Linked DNA regions of Homo sapiens: regions 1 and 3 are each linked to region 2. The links are chromatin contacts, found by Hi-C or POLR2A ChIA-PET in ENCODE. All regions are on one chromosome and are shown on one strand. Each heading gives the region's core, a stretch centred on a gene start or an enhancer-like site at or near the end of the contact. The rest is flanking DNA. Distances are from core to core; before and after follow the strand shown.

The links. Hi-C counts contacts between places; a loop is a spot of excess contacts on that map. ChIA-PET counts read pairs that join two places held with the same protein, here RNA polymerase II (POLR2A). Pooled maps may share reads with other maps.
Region 1: a pooled map of psoas muscle shows a loop between it and region 2 (5-fold over the local background). The contact joins the enhancer-like site here to the promoter of RAB12 in region 2. A Hi-C loop is called at or near these places in 1 of 168 maps with a recorded cell type or tissue (gastrocnemius medialis) and 5 of 50 pooled maps. POLR2A ChIA-PET finds 5 or more read pairs at or near these places in 2 of 52 experiments (H1 and MCF 10A).
Region 3: a loop to region 2 is called in a pooled map, with 6 times the contacts of the local background. The contact joins the promoter of RAB31 here to the promoter of RAB12 in region 2. A Hi-C loop is called at or near these places in 9 of 37 single-sample maps with no recorded cell type and 6 of 50 pooled maps.

What each region holds. Positions count from the first base shown.
Region 1 is chr18:7,232,909-7,236,745 of GRCh38, forward strand. No RefSeq gene overlaps it. Among named protein-coding and RNA genes, the nearest start is that of LRRC30, 3.7 kb to the left of the region's middle. Within about 2 kb of position 1,348, at least 6 of the 41 ENCODE cell types and tissues checked have a DNase peak (open chromatin) inside an H3K27ac peak, as active enhancers do; they include gastrocnemius medialis, where a contact is called at or near this core.
Region 2 is chr18:8,607,951-8,611,519 of GRCh38, forward strand. It overlaps RAB12 (RAB12, member RAS oncogene family), which reads left to right and starts at 1,487. Exons shown (of 6, transcript NM_001025300.3): 1 at 1,487-2,003. The coding sequence starts at 1,490. RefSeq lists silencers at 1,315-1,544, 1,975-2,274 and an enhancer at 2,725-2,774.
Region 3 is chr18:9,706,007-9,709,918 of GRCh38, forward strand. RAB31 (RAB31, member RAS oncogene family) reads left to right here and starts at 2,295. Exons shown (of 7, transcript NM_006868.4): 1 at 2,295-2,438. The coding sequence starts at 2,400. It overlaps LOC124904244 (a long non-coding RNA gene), which reads right to left and starts at 1,966. Exons shown (of 2, transcript XR_007066281.1): 1 at 1-1,966. LOC105371981 (a long non-coding RNA gene) reads left to right here and starts at 2,666. Exons shown (of 2, transcript XR_935131.2): 1 at 2,666-3,912. RefSeq lists silencers at 1,990-2,559, 2,660-2,889.

The DNA of each region.
Region 1 (3,837 bases), core at 98-2,597, 1.4 Mb before region 2:
AATGACCAAAAGGCAGAAAAGAGGGGAAAGACATAGACAAGTCATGCAAAAAAGTAATCACCCTTTTACAATTTGGAGGAGGGTAATATTGACTTTCCCATGTTAACGTTAAAAAAAAAATGAGTTTAGTGACATTTAAAAGCTCCTTGGAAAAAAGTCTCTATAAAAACACGAAGCTTGTTTTTTTATTTTAAGAGCACACAGCTGTTAGTGAAATACAGACACCAGGGCAAGCAGTGACAGAGTTCCTGCACCAAAGGTCACTGGACCTCACTGCTCTGGCAGCAGCCAAGAGCCACATGGCATTAATATTGGTTTAGAGCTACAGAATCAGAATGAAAAGATGACACTGAAGAAAATCAAGTACCTTCAGGTCTACAAAGAGCCAATTGTTCTGATCTCTTGGCACATTTGTCTGCAAAATTATAGCAAATGATACCAAGACTTAGCATTTGGGGTTGCTGCCAACACTTGTATAACTTCTCAGTATTCCTAGTTTAATTCAATTTAACTTATATTTATTAGCACCTTTTCCGGTCCGGACACTGGGCGGGAAACCTGAGAAGAACAACACCTGCTCCTCCTACCACAGAGCTCCCAGGTTGGAGAAGGAGAGAGACCCACGTGGTTTCTACAACGTGCAGCAAGATGTGATCCCTGCTCAAGAAGGATACAAACAATGGGCTGAGGCAAGAATAACACACTATAGGGCGTAGACTAGACTGAGCTCCAAAGTCTCAGTAACCAGAGAACAGTAAGCAAATAGCACAGCTGGGATAAATCAGTCAACCCCTTCATTCCCTGCAGCCATCAAACCCTAATTCCTCCCCACCTCTGCACTCGCCTGATTTGGAAAGAGCAGCGGAGTGTTGAGGCAGTGGCTAGCTCATTCTCAGGTTCTGAGCTTAGGCAATTTTACTGTGAAAAATACTTGCTTTTTCTAAAAGCTGTTCAAAGGGGGTCCGTATAGCTTATTCATAGAGCAAGTGATTTTTTCCCAACAGACCCCAATTCAATTTTCCCACCCGTAAAAGAAGGAAGCCAATTTCTGCTATTATCACCAGATACCATAGTTCCATTAGCACATTTGTGCATGAGGTCTTCTGTTGAACCATTGCACACAGACCTTACCGGTATCATTTGGAGGCAGCTAAGGAAGTCTCCTCCAAATTCCCCCTCTAGCAGCAACTGGAGACCTGCCTATCCCTGCCAGGCACATCCAGGCACACTCCAGAATTCTCCCCCATGTTAGCTTGTTGCAGGCAAGACTATTTAAAGACATCAGTGGAATTCTCACTTGACCTCCTGACTCAATGGGGAATGGTAGGGCCAGGCTTCCTCCGCAGAACCTGGTAGGTCACTTACTGCAGCCTTGGCTGAAGCACACGCAGCTGTCAGACAAACACTAGCAAGTGCCAGGATCATGCCCATGAGTGTCTGCTGCTGAAGAACCACTTGGGCTCACGCTGAATTTCCATGACCTTGCTGTGGGCAGAGACGCAGGCGAGGACAGCAGCACCGCACTTGTCCTGCTGAGCAATCATTTTATTTCCTCTCCTAGCCTTTTCAGTCACTTGATCCCACAGTAACTCTACTCCAGGGAAAGAATGTGACCATATTTTGAAGGTGACCCAAGAGCTCATTATACTTTTTATAAGAAAAAAAATGATATCAATTTGGTTGTCAGCTTCCATTGGTGTCTTTCAAAAGTATAGTAGCAAGGTTTTCTTTGTTAACACTCAGCATTGAGGAAATCATAAAAGTGTAGTAGTTGCCCGATGTGCTTTAGATATTGATTCTTTGTGAATACTCCTTTTTATTGATAAAGGGAAGTGCTGAGCACAAAACTGGTTAATGTGCTTAGTTATTCAAAATGTGAACGCGGAAACAATTTGATATAACCTTCAGTGTCTTCGCTGTCAAATCCTATAGTTTGCTGACTGATTGTGAAATGCTTCTTCCTTATCTGTTGTATTTTGAATACTGCCACATTCAAGTAACTCCAGGTATTTCTAAAGCTTCTGAAATCAAAGCACTGAGGTGACTGGATTGGCTGCGGAGTATACTTAGCCAAAGAATACGAGCTAATTGGGTGCTTGATGTGGGGAGCTGGCTGCTCCCATTCTTGATGATGTTTTGGTTTTCATGTCACTTGGCTCTCAGTATGGAGGGATCTCAGTGTGTGTTCAGAAGCACCTTTCGAAACAGTTGCAGCTTACAGGCATACAATTATGAAGAAATCCTATGTTCATAGGAAAGGAAGACGACTGTGAAAAGACACATCTGTTCAAGGAATAATATTGCTAAATGCATAATACTGCAGGCACATTAGAAAGAAAAATGTAGTCATTACTTAGCTTGTTGACTTAATAAATGGTTAACAGAGAAATGCACTCCATTCTTGGGCTTTAGTTAATAGACTGCCTTTCTGGAGTAAGGAAAGAGAACGACTTCATGACTGCACCTGGATTTCACAGTAAAGTCATGCTTGTGCTGGAAAGAGATAAAAGAGGGAATGCTGTCACTATTTGTACAGATGCATTAAACTCAACCTTTTTCTTTTGGCAATGAATATTGCATTTTGAAAGTGTATTTCATATGGCTCAAAGCATATACTGAATATGCATTTTGAGGGCCATTCATTAAAAACAGAGGAAGATTAAAGGAATGTGGGCTCAGCTACTGGAACGCACATTCAGGTATTGACACCTGAGATTACTGGGGAGACGGAGGCCCAGAGGCTGGACTGGAGTGTATTTCTCATATGCTAGGGGGAGTCCCCTGTCTAGATGGAGTCCCTGAGGTTCTGGTACAAATGGTGAAAAAGAGAAGATGAATTCAGGAAGTGGTCTAAAAAAATTAAAGCTGCTAAATTAAGCCACTATGAAGATTCTAAATACTAAATTATGGCATTATTATCTACTACTGAAGTATCCAAATGGTCTTGATTTTCTCATTCCACAAAAGAATTATTTTCAGTACTCTGTAAGATATATTTGAGAAACACAAAATACCCAGCTAGTGTGCAATGAAGTACCAGTACCCTTGAGGTAATGTCTTAGTTGTAACTAATCCAAGAATACCAAAATACAACCCCTTCCTATATTTCAAGAAAACAAAATAAAATTAAGAGGAACGTGAAAGTTATTGTAAACAATAATGGGAACAGTCTCGACCTTGTTGAGAAGAGAACTTTCTACAAGTGTTTCTTTTAAGTTTCCTGTCTAGTTACATGTTGAATCCAAAGCATTACTGATTTTTTTTAAAAAAGAACAGCACAGTAATAAAAAGAGGATGCAGGGAGGGCTCATAATGAATTTGTAAGAGCTTGGGCATCATTAGGCAAGCATAACCGAAAGCCATTAACATGAACCTTGCTATGCAGATTTTTTTAGTAGTGCCATAGGAATCTGCTTGCAAGGAGAGAGCTGATTTCCTATATGCCTCTAGACTCACTCCTTATTTCAGCACAGGACAGAAAATAAAAGGCAAACTGGAGTACCATCAGGGTATTTCTTGAAACTCTTTTTTTTTTTTTTTTTTGGAGATGGAGTCTCACTCTGTCACCCAGCCTGGAGTGCAGTGGCATGATCTCGGCTCAACGCAATCTCCATCTCCCAGGTTCAAGCGATTCTCCTGCCCCAGCCTTCTGAGTAGCTGGGATTACAGGCACCCACCACCATGCCTGGCTAATTTTTGTATTTTTAGTAGAGACGGGGTTTTGCCATGTTGGCCAGACTGGTCTTGAACTCCTGACCTCAGGTGATCCGTCTGCTTCAGCCTCCCAAAGTGCTGGGATTATAGGCATGAACCACCGTGCCCGGTGAAACTCTTAAG
Region 2 (3,569 bases), core at 237-2,736:
CAACTGTACAAAAAATTTTTAAATTAGCCAGGCGTGGTGGCACGTGCCTGTGGTCTCAGCGGCTCAGGAGGCTAAGCAAGGAAAATCACTTGGGCCCAGGAGTTCCAGGCTGCCGTGAGCTGTGATCGCACCACTGCACTCCAGCCTGCGCAACAGAGCAAGGCTGTCTCAAAATCAAAACAAAACAAAATGAAAGAAAAAGAAAGAAAGAAGGAAAGAAAGAAAGTAAATTCCGTGATGGTAAGTGATGGATCTGTGTTTCAAATAATATAGAGGGATCATATTTTACATATTCTCAGAATTCATATTATAAAGATCCCTACAGTGACTGCACAGTTAAGAATGCTCTCATAGATGTAAACTTCCAATCTACACTGTGGGCAACGCTAGATTTTTACAAATCAGGTTTGCTGTGTAACATATGCGTGTACTGTGCATTACTAAACCTAGTTCTAAATACAGCACAGCTGAAATTTTGTGGGTAACGTGATCATTCGGCAAATGTTGCCAGCCCCTATCATATTCAGAACCCTGTGTTCTGAGATGCTCAAGTTCAAGCTGAGGAATTTGCTAAACAAATCTCTGGCAAGGAATCAGCAGTGATTTTCTGTATCCTTAAATCCTTCCAAACAGAAATGGCAAAACATACGACCCGAGTCCATAATTCCTAAAGTTTCAATCTTCTCGCACTGTTTGAGTTTTAACTCGCTTATTCCCCCAAAGGAGTATGCCATTTACTTAATTTAAAAATTAAACAGCATAAAAACTTCTGAACTCTGAGTGAGACAGCGATCAGAGTTAAAAATAACTGATTTCGCGCGTTTCCGTGCAAAATGGGAGACAGACGTGACGGAGAGAGACCGAGCAGTGCCACGGCCCGGTAGAGGGTGCGGGGGCTTGCACCCGCTGGTGTTTGTGAGAGAGCGCTGGTGTAGACGCGAACGCAGCGCAGGCGGCCCGGCGGCGCGGCCTCAGGTCGGGGCCTTTCCAGCGTTCCAGCTACACCGAGCGCGCGGGGGCGAAAACATGTGCATGGTGTTTGGGGACTGTGCGCATGGGAGTGTTTTCACTGTCAACCAGGGTTCTTTTTCTTATTTTGAACCCATTTTCATGATGCACCGGAATGCTGAAGTTCAAAATTGCCTACGGAGAATTTTAAGACTAAAACCACACTAAGTTTCTTGTGTTAACTATAAATGCGGGTCAGAGTGAAAGCCGAGTAGGGAGGAGTGAAAAGGGGGAAAAGGGAAGAGATAAGAGGAAGAAAAGATGAAAGAGCCGGCGGAAGAGGGAGGGAAGCGGGGGCGGGCAGGCGAGCAGAGGCAGGGAAAGAGCGGCGCGGGTTGCGGGAAAGCTCCGCGCGCAGTACCCAACCGAGGCCCGGGCGCGCGGTCCTCCCGCCGGCAGGGGGCGCCCACCCGCCCGCCTCCGGCCCCTCGCGGCCAGCCGCCCCGCCCGCGCCTGCGCTTCCTGCCCCTCCTCGTCCGGGATGCTGCTGCCGCTACTGCGGAGTAGCTGCTTCCCTTCCTCCTCTCCCGGCGGCGGCGGCGGCAGCGGCGGAGGAGGAGGAGGAGGGGACCCGGGCGCAGAGAGCCGGCCGGCGGCGCAGTTGCAGCGCGGAGCCCACGGGCCGCCGGGGCCGCTCCAGCGGGCGGAAGCCGAGCCCGGGGCCGACCCCCCGCGCGCGGCGGAGGCCGAGGGGGCGCCGGGGCCCGGGGCGCGCAGCCGGGGGGCGGGCGGCGGCGGGCGGCGGGCCGAGCGGGAGCCGCATGCGTGTATGGATCCGGGCGCCGCGCTGCAGAGGCGGGCCGGGGGCGGCGGCGGTCTGGGCGCGGGCTCCCCGGCGCTGTCGGGCGGCCAGGGCCGCCGGAGGAAGCAGCCCCCCAGGCCGGCCGACTTCAAGTTGCAGGTCATCATTATCGGCTCCCGCGGCGTGGGCAAGACCAGCCTGATGGAGCGCTTCACCGACGACACCTTCTGCGAGGCCTGCAAGTCCACCGTGGGTAAGGGCGCCACGGCGACCCTGGGCCGGGCCTCCTGGCGCCCGGGCAGGTGCCCTTCGCCCCGTGGGCTTCGAGTCTCATCGAGCCTGGGAGTCTTTCGGGGATGGGCCTCTCGGTGAAACTAGGGGCGGGGGTCTCCTTGGAGCGCCCTGCATCCCAATCCCAAAGCCTGGCAGAGGTTTTCGTGCCGCCTCCGGGCAGACCTGCCCTTGGCCCCCGGCCCTGCCTCAGAGGTCCTGGCAGCCCCCGGGGCCTGTGGGGGCGGCTCTCCACGGAAACTTCGGCCCTTAGCATACTCGCCCAAGAAAAAGCTGGGTTCGAGTGGAGCGCAGGCAGGCAGGGGAGTGAACGCCTAAGGCCGCTCTCGCCCGGCCCGCCAAGGCCAGCGCGCGCCGTCTGCTGCGGGTGTGATCCCTGCGCAACCAGGGCAGTTTTCTTATTTTGAACCCATTTTCAAGAAATGAAGTTTAAAGTCACCTATGGAGAATGTTAAAACTAAAACTACAGTAAGTTTCTCGTGCTAGCCGTACGTACGGGGCAGAGGAGCTTCAGCTGTATTTATCCATGACCTCAAACAACCCGGTGACTGGCGGGCATGGGGTTGATTCCTCCAGTACCGCTGTTTTCGGTGAGGGACAGGAGTGAAGTAAGTACAGGAACGCTCCAGGGTCAAGGAGGAAAACAGCCGTGGATCTGAAATGGAAACTGCAGGGGAAATTTTTTTAATTAAGTCATGCTTAGAGGACTTGACATTGAGATTTCTCAGTTGGATGTGGGTAGCAGTTGTTTCTATGGAAAACCCCTTAAAAGATGTCCAAACTAGGAGAACCCCGTTCTTTAAAATAAAGGGCAGTCACTTCCGTGATAGGAAGTGAGAGATTTCCCCAGGGGCGGTCCAAGAAACTGAGTAGTCAGGAGATTTGATAGAATTAAAAGCATAATTTCATGTAATTCTATTTATTAATAGTGTTATAACCAGTGGTAGTTCCAAGGCTGTCAGTACGATTTTGAGATGACTTGATTTGAAATTGTCATGTAACAAAACAGTACTACATTTAAAGTGTCTTATTGGAAAGTGAAACCTCCAATTTTTGTACTGTCTTTCTTGGTTTGTTTTCAAGAACTTACTTCCCTTAATGCTTTTTTGGAATAGATCATTTTGGAAATATTTGTGATGTCTGTACCATATGTTTTTAAAATGTTGTCGTTGGAGACATTATATTAAAATGAGTAGCATAACTATACCTGTTTCAAATATCCAGTCTTGGATCATGCAGAGTACAGGGAGTTGTTAAACCATCAAATGAGGGTTAGGCTGTTATTTTAGTACCTGACATAAATAAAGTAGGGTTAAATTCCGTTTAGAATTGTCAATATTTTATGGCTCCGTACTTCAGTATATAAAAATGAGAGATAATAGAGTTGCACTGTGTGATGAAGAGAAATCAGGTACCCATAGGTGGGTAACTGAGGGCTTGAGTGGATGGAGGGTGAGATGGATGAGCAAAGGTGTGCTTTAGAATGCAGAAGAGGAGAGAGGAAGAAGGATTTTCTAAGCCTGGCAGC
Region 3 (3,912 bases), core at 1,045-3,544, 1.1 Mb after region 2:
GTTATGTACCATTGAATTTTTACCCCTGCTGAAGTTACACCAGAACTACATATTTGCAGAAAATTCCAGAGAAGTCAGGATGGGCCCTTAGTACAGTAATCATAGAGTGTAACAATAGAGAACATGGCACTTTTTTAAAAAGTCGAGAGCTGCCTCTGACGTGTCACTCTTAAAATATGTCTCCCAGCAGTCATCTTCCTGCCTTCCAGGGCTAGAGCTTTGTAGGTTACCTTAGGGTGATCATGGGGACCTGGTTTTCATGAGGCCATGTTTAAGCTCAGGGGTGACCTGGCTGGGAAGAGGGTATAAACCCATGAACACGAGTCAGTTGACAGACTAGGATTGCCACTTTGTAAAGAAGAGCCCAAGACCTGATCAGAATGAGACACAAATGAGGTCATTTTTAACAGAACTAGGGGAGGGGAGAAGGACAAATAGACTGGGGCGATTCTCAGGGAGGGAAGGGCTGGATACGAGACTCTTTTGGGAGAGCCTAGAAACGACGCAAGCGTCCCAGACACCCGGGCTAGTGGAGAAGAGAGCAGAATGAGAGCAGTCATGAAAAAGAGTAAGGGAACACAAGAGAAATTCGGTTTGCCTATTTCTGTCTGGGCACAGTTCTGCCCTTAGCAATCTAAGGCAACTTCACAAAGCTCCACTCACTGCACGGGATGTAGAACACAGTGGAGGCTTCCACCCTGGTTTGACTGGCTTTTGGGAATCAAGCTGGAAAGCCAAAAGGACATGTTTCACTGTGGAGGTGCCCTCAGGGCTGGCGAAGGCCTTGGGGGAGGTGTCTTTGCAACTGTGTAGGGGTGGTTTTCTGATTAGCAAATCTGAGGGCAGGGAGATATTGTGATCAGGACTGTTTGATTCTGGGGAAGCCTCTTTTTACCCTGCCCACATAGAAGACTCTGCTTTGGATACAGAGTCAAGGACGGATACTGATACAATGGACCTGTAACTTGTCCATGGCTGCCTTTTGTACAGTTTAGTCCATTTGAGTAATCTCTACAAGCCTGCACCTCGAGGGCAAACTTCCTGCTCTTCTGGGGAATTTAATTGTGAATTGTCTGTTTCGGGGCCCATTTTGACTCCTGTATTCCAGGACTTATCTCTTTGGAGGCCTTGATTTGGAATTTCCCATTGGATGGGGCTACTTGGGTACTGGGTAGCTTCAACCTGGCTTCCGTAAGAACAAAGCCAGATGATCACGGTGGGTGGTCTGCTAGGAGAATGGAAATGCCATTGATTAAAATTGGAAGGTTAAGAGAGAGGCCTGAGAGTTTGGGATAGGAGATGAAGTTTCAAAAAATCAGTTTTTAAAAAAACATTTCCCATCTGAAATGCCAGTGAATTGTTCAGATAGATTACATTGAAAAGGCTGACATTTCTGTAGCAGCAACGAATGAAGTCATCCGAGTGGATGAGGTGCTCTAGGCCATACATGGAGAAGAGAACACAGTTACCCAAGCCTCCCCGACTGTGTGCGGCCACAGACTCTGCTCATTTCCCAGTTAGGAACGATGCAGGGGTCTGCTGGGATCTCCACGTTTCTACCTGTACCTCTGAGGACTGGGTTTCTGCCCACACGAGTTGCAGGATTTGCTCTACTGAGAAAAAGACTTTTGCTCCAGAAAGCAAGTTTCCCGTTTCAGACACGGACAGCGAGTTTTGCTTCTAGAATCATTTTCAGCTGCATACAGAAAAATGAACTTGGCTGAGCTGAAGAGCCACACATATGTTAAACGGAAGCTCGGGTATTAGGAACGTCGAGAAAGGCAGGCCGAAAAGTTAGCCCCCTTCTCCTCACCCCTGTCCTCACAGCGGCCCCTTCAGTGGCCTGACTTTTTCTGCGTGGGACCCAGAATGTCGCTTGAGGATGGGACCCCCGCAGACCTCCACGCGCTGCCACGCAAACGGCCTCGGCCGAGAGCATTCGCTTTCCAGATGAGAATGGCATCTTCAGGGACCCGCTGGTAGTGGGGCCAGGTCTCCACAGGGCCGGTCCAGTCCTTCCTACCCACCCGGGCCCTGCGGCCAGGCGGGGCCGGGAGGGGCGGATGCCGGAGGGCGCTGGGGGAGGCCGACCCGCGCGGGGCTGGTCCGAGGGCGGAGGCAATCCGCCGGCGACGCCGCAGGTCCCGGGTGGCTGACGCCGTCCGGGGGCGTTCCTGGGAGCTGGGGGCCGGCGAGGCTGGACCCGACGCGCCCGGGAGGAGCCGGCCGGCGGCCACGTGACCCACCGCGGCGGGGCCGGCGGCCCAGAAATAGCAGCGGCGGCGGTTCCGCCCGCGGGCGGCGCGAGCGAGGGGCAGAGGCGAGAGACGCCGGCGGGGCGCGGGCGCGGCGGCCCCGGAGGATGCTGCTGAGCCCCGGCACTGCCTGGCTGCGAGCACATGATGGCGATACGGGAGCTCAAAGTGTGCCTTCTCGGGGTGAGTCCTGGCCGCCACCCGCCGGCGGACCCCGGCCCGCGCTCTCGCGCCCCTTCGCTCCCCTATTCCCTGCGCGCTCAGTCCCCGTGATCCCCTCGCTCTCCGCACCCCTCTCGTAGCCCCCGTCCCCCTCGTCCGCGCGCCCCCTGGTTCCCCGGGTCCCCCTGGCTCCCCTAGTCCGTGCGCCCCTCGCTCTCCGCGCCCCTCGCTCTCCGCACCCCGCCTGTTCTCCGCCTCCCCGCCGTCCGTGCGCCCCTCTGGTCCGCCCCCGCTCTCACCCTGCCGGGGTCCGGGTCCGAGCCTGCCCCGGGCTTACTCCGCTCTTTCCTCCCGGCCCGCGAGTCCCCGGATCCGCGGCGACCTCGCGGGGACCCCCAGCGGGGACGGGGCAGTGGCGGCGAGTCTGGGGCCCCGAGGGCTTTCTCCTCCGCTTTTGATAGTTTCCTTCCGGCAGAAAGTTTAAGTTGCTCAGCCAAGTCGCTGAGTGCTCTTTTGCCTCCTGGGGGCAATTGATTTACTCACGTAAAACAGAAAAATAAAACCAAAAGCGAACCCAGCCAAGGGGGTGAAAGCCGAGGGCGCGGCCGGGGTGGAAGGTGAGGCAGTGACCTGTGCGGAGCGCGCCCTGCAAACTTCCCTGCTGCGGGTGAAAGAAGCTGCCTGGGAAAGTCCTCCCCACCATCACTCCCCTAAAGTGGGGTTTTCTCCGCCCGAAGAAGCCTTAAAGCAGCCAGAAACAAAAAAGCAGTCAATCCGTGCGGCCCGGGGACTGCAGACAGGGGACCCGGCGAGGACGCAGGGAGCCGCTGGCGAACCGCCCCTGGGAATTCAGATAAACGTAGGGTCGCTTCCTTTCGGGGGCCCACTCCGCATTCCAGAATTCCTTCTTCTAAAAGAAGAGCCGGTTCTAAGGGCGTTTTCAGCAGCCATTAGCATCTGGTGTACCCGCCCGTGTCATTGGCAAAGCTGGTCTCATGAAAACCATTTCCTAAAAAAGGGCAGCGAAAGGGTCGCATTCTTGTGCGAACTGATCTGTCAAGATGGGGGTACAAGAACTGTAGAAAGAGGAAATGATTTCGGTGAGGACTGAATTGTGCCAGCGTCTCTAGGCTTCCTCTAGGCTCTTGTGGAACCTCCGGCAGGCTCCCATCATCGGCTCCCATCACCGGCCTCTTCCAAAACCATCCCTTACGCTAACTCGATTGTCCGGTTGGCTTAGAATTCCAGAGGATCTGGGAAGGCCCTGCCCTCCCTGCTAGCCCCTGGCACAGATCCGCACAGATCCCCACCTCCCCCGACTTGCTCAGCCACAGCCAGGATCTAGTCTGGTCTTTCTCTGTTGACCTTTTTGTGTGGCAGGAGTGGGTTTTCCTGTTCCCCAGGCCCTCTAATATTTCCAGACATAAATTCCAGGAATCCCATGCTTCCCTCTTGAGGGGCCATTTCAGCCTCAGGAAAGGCCTTCAGAGACTTA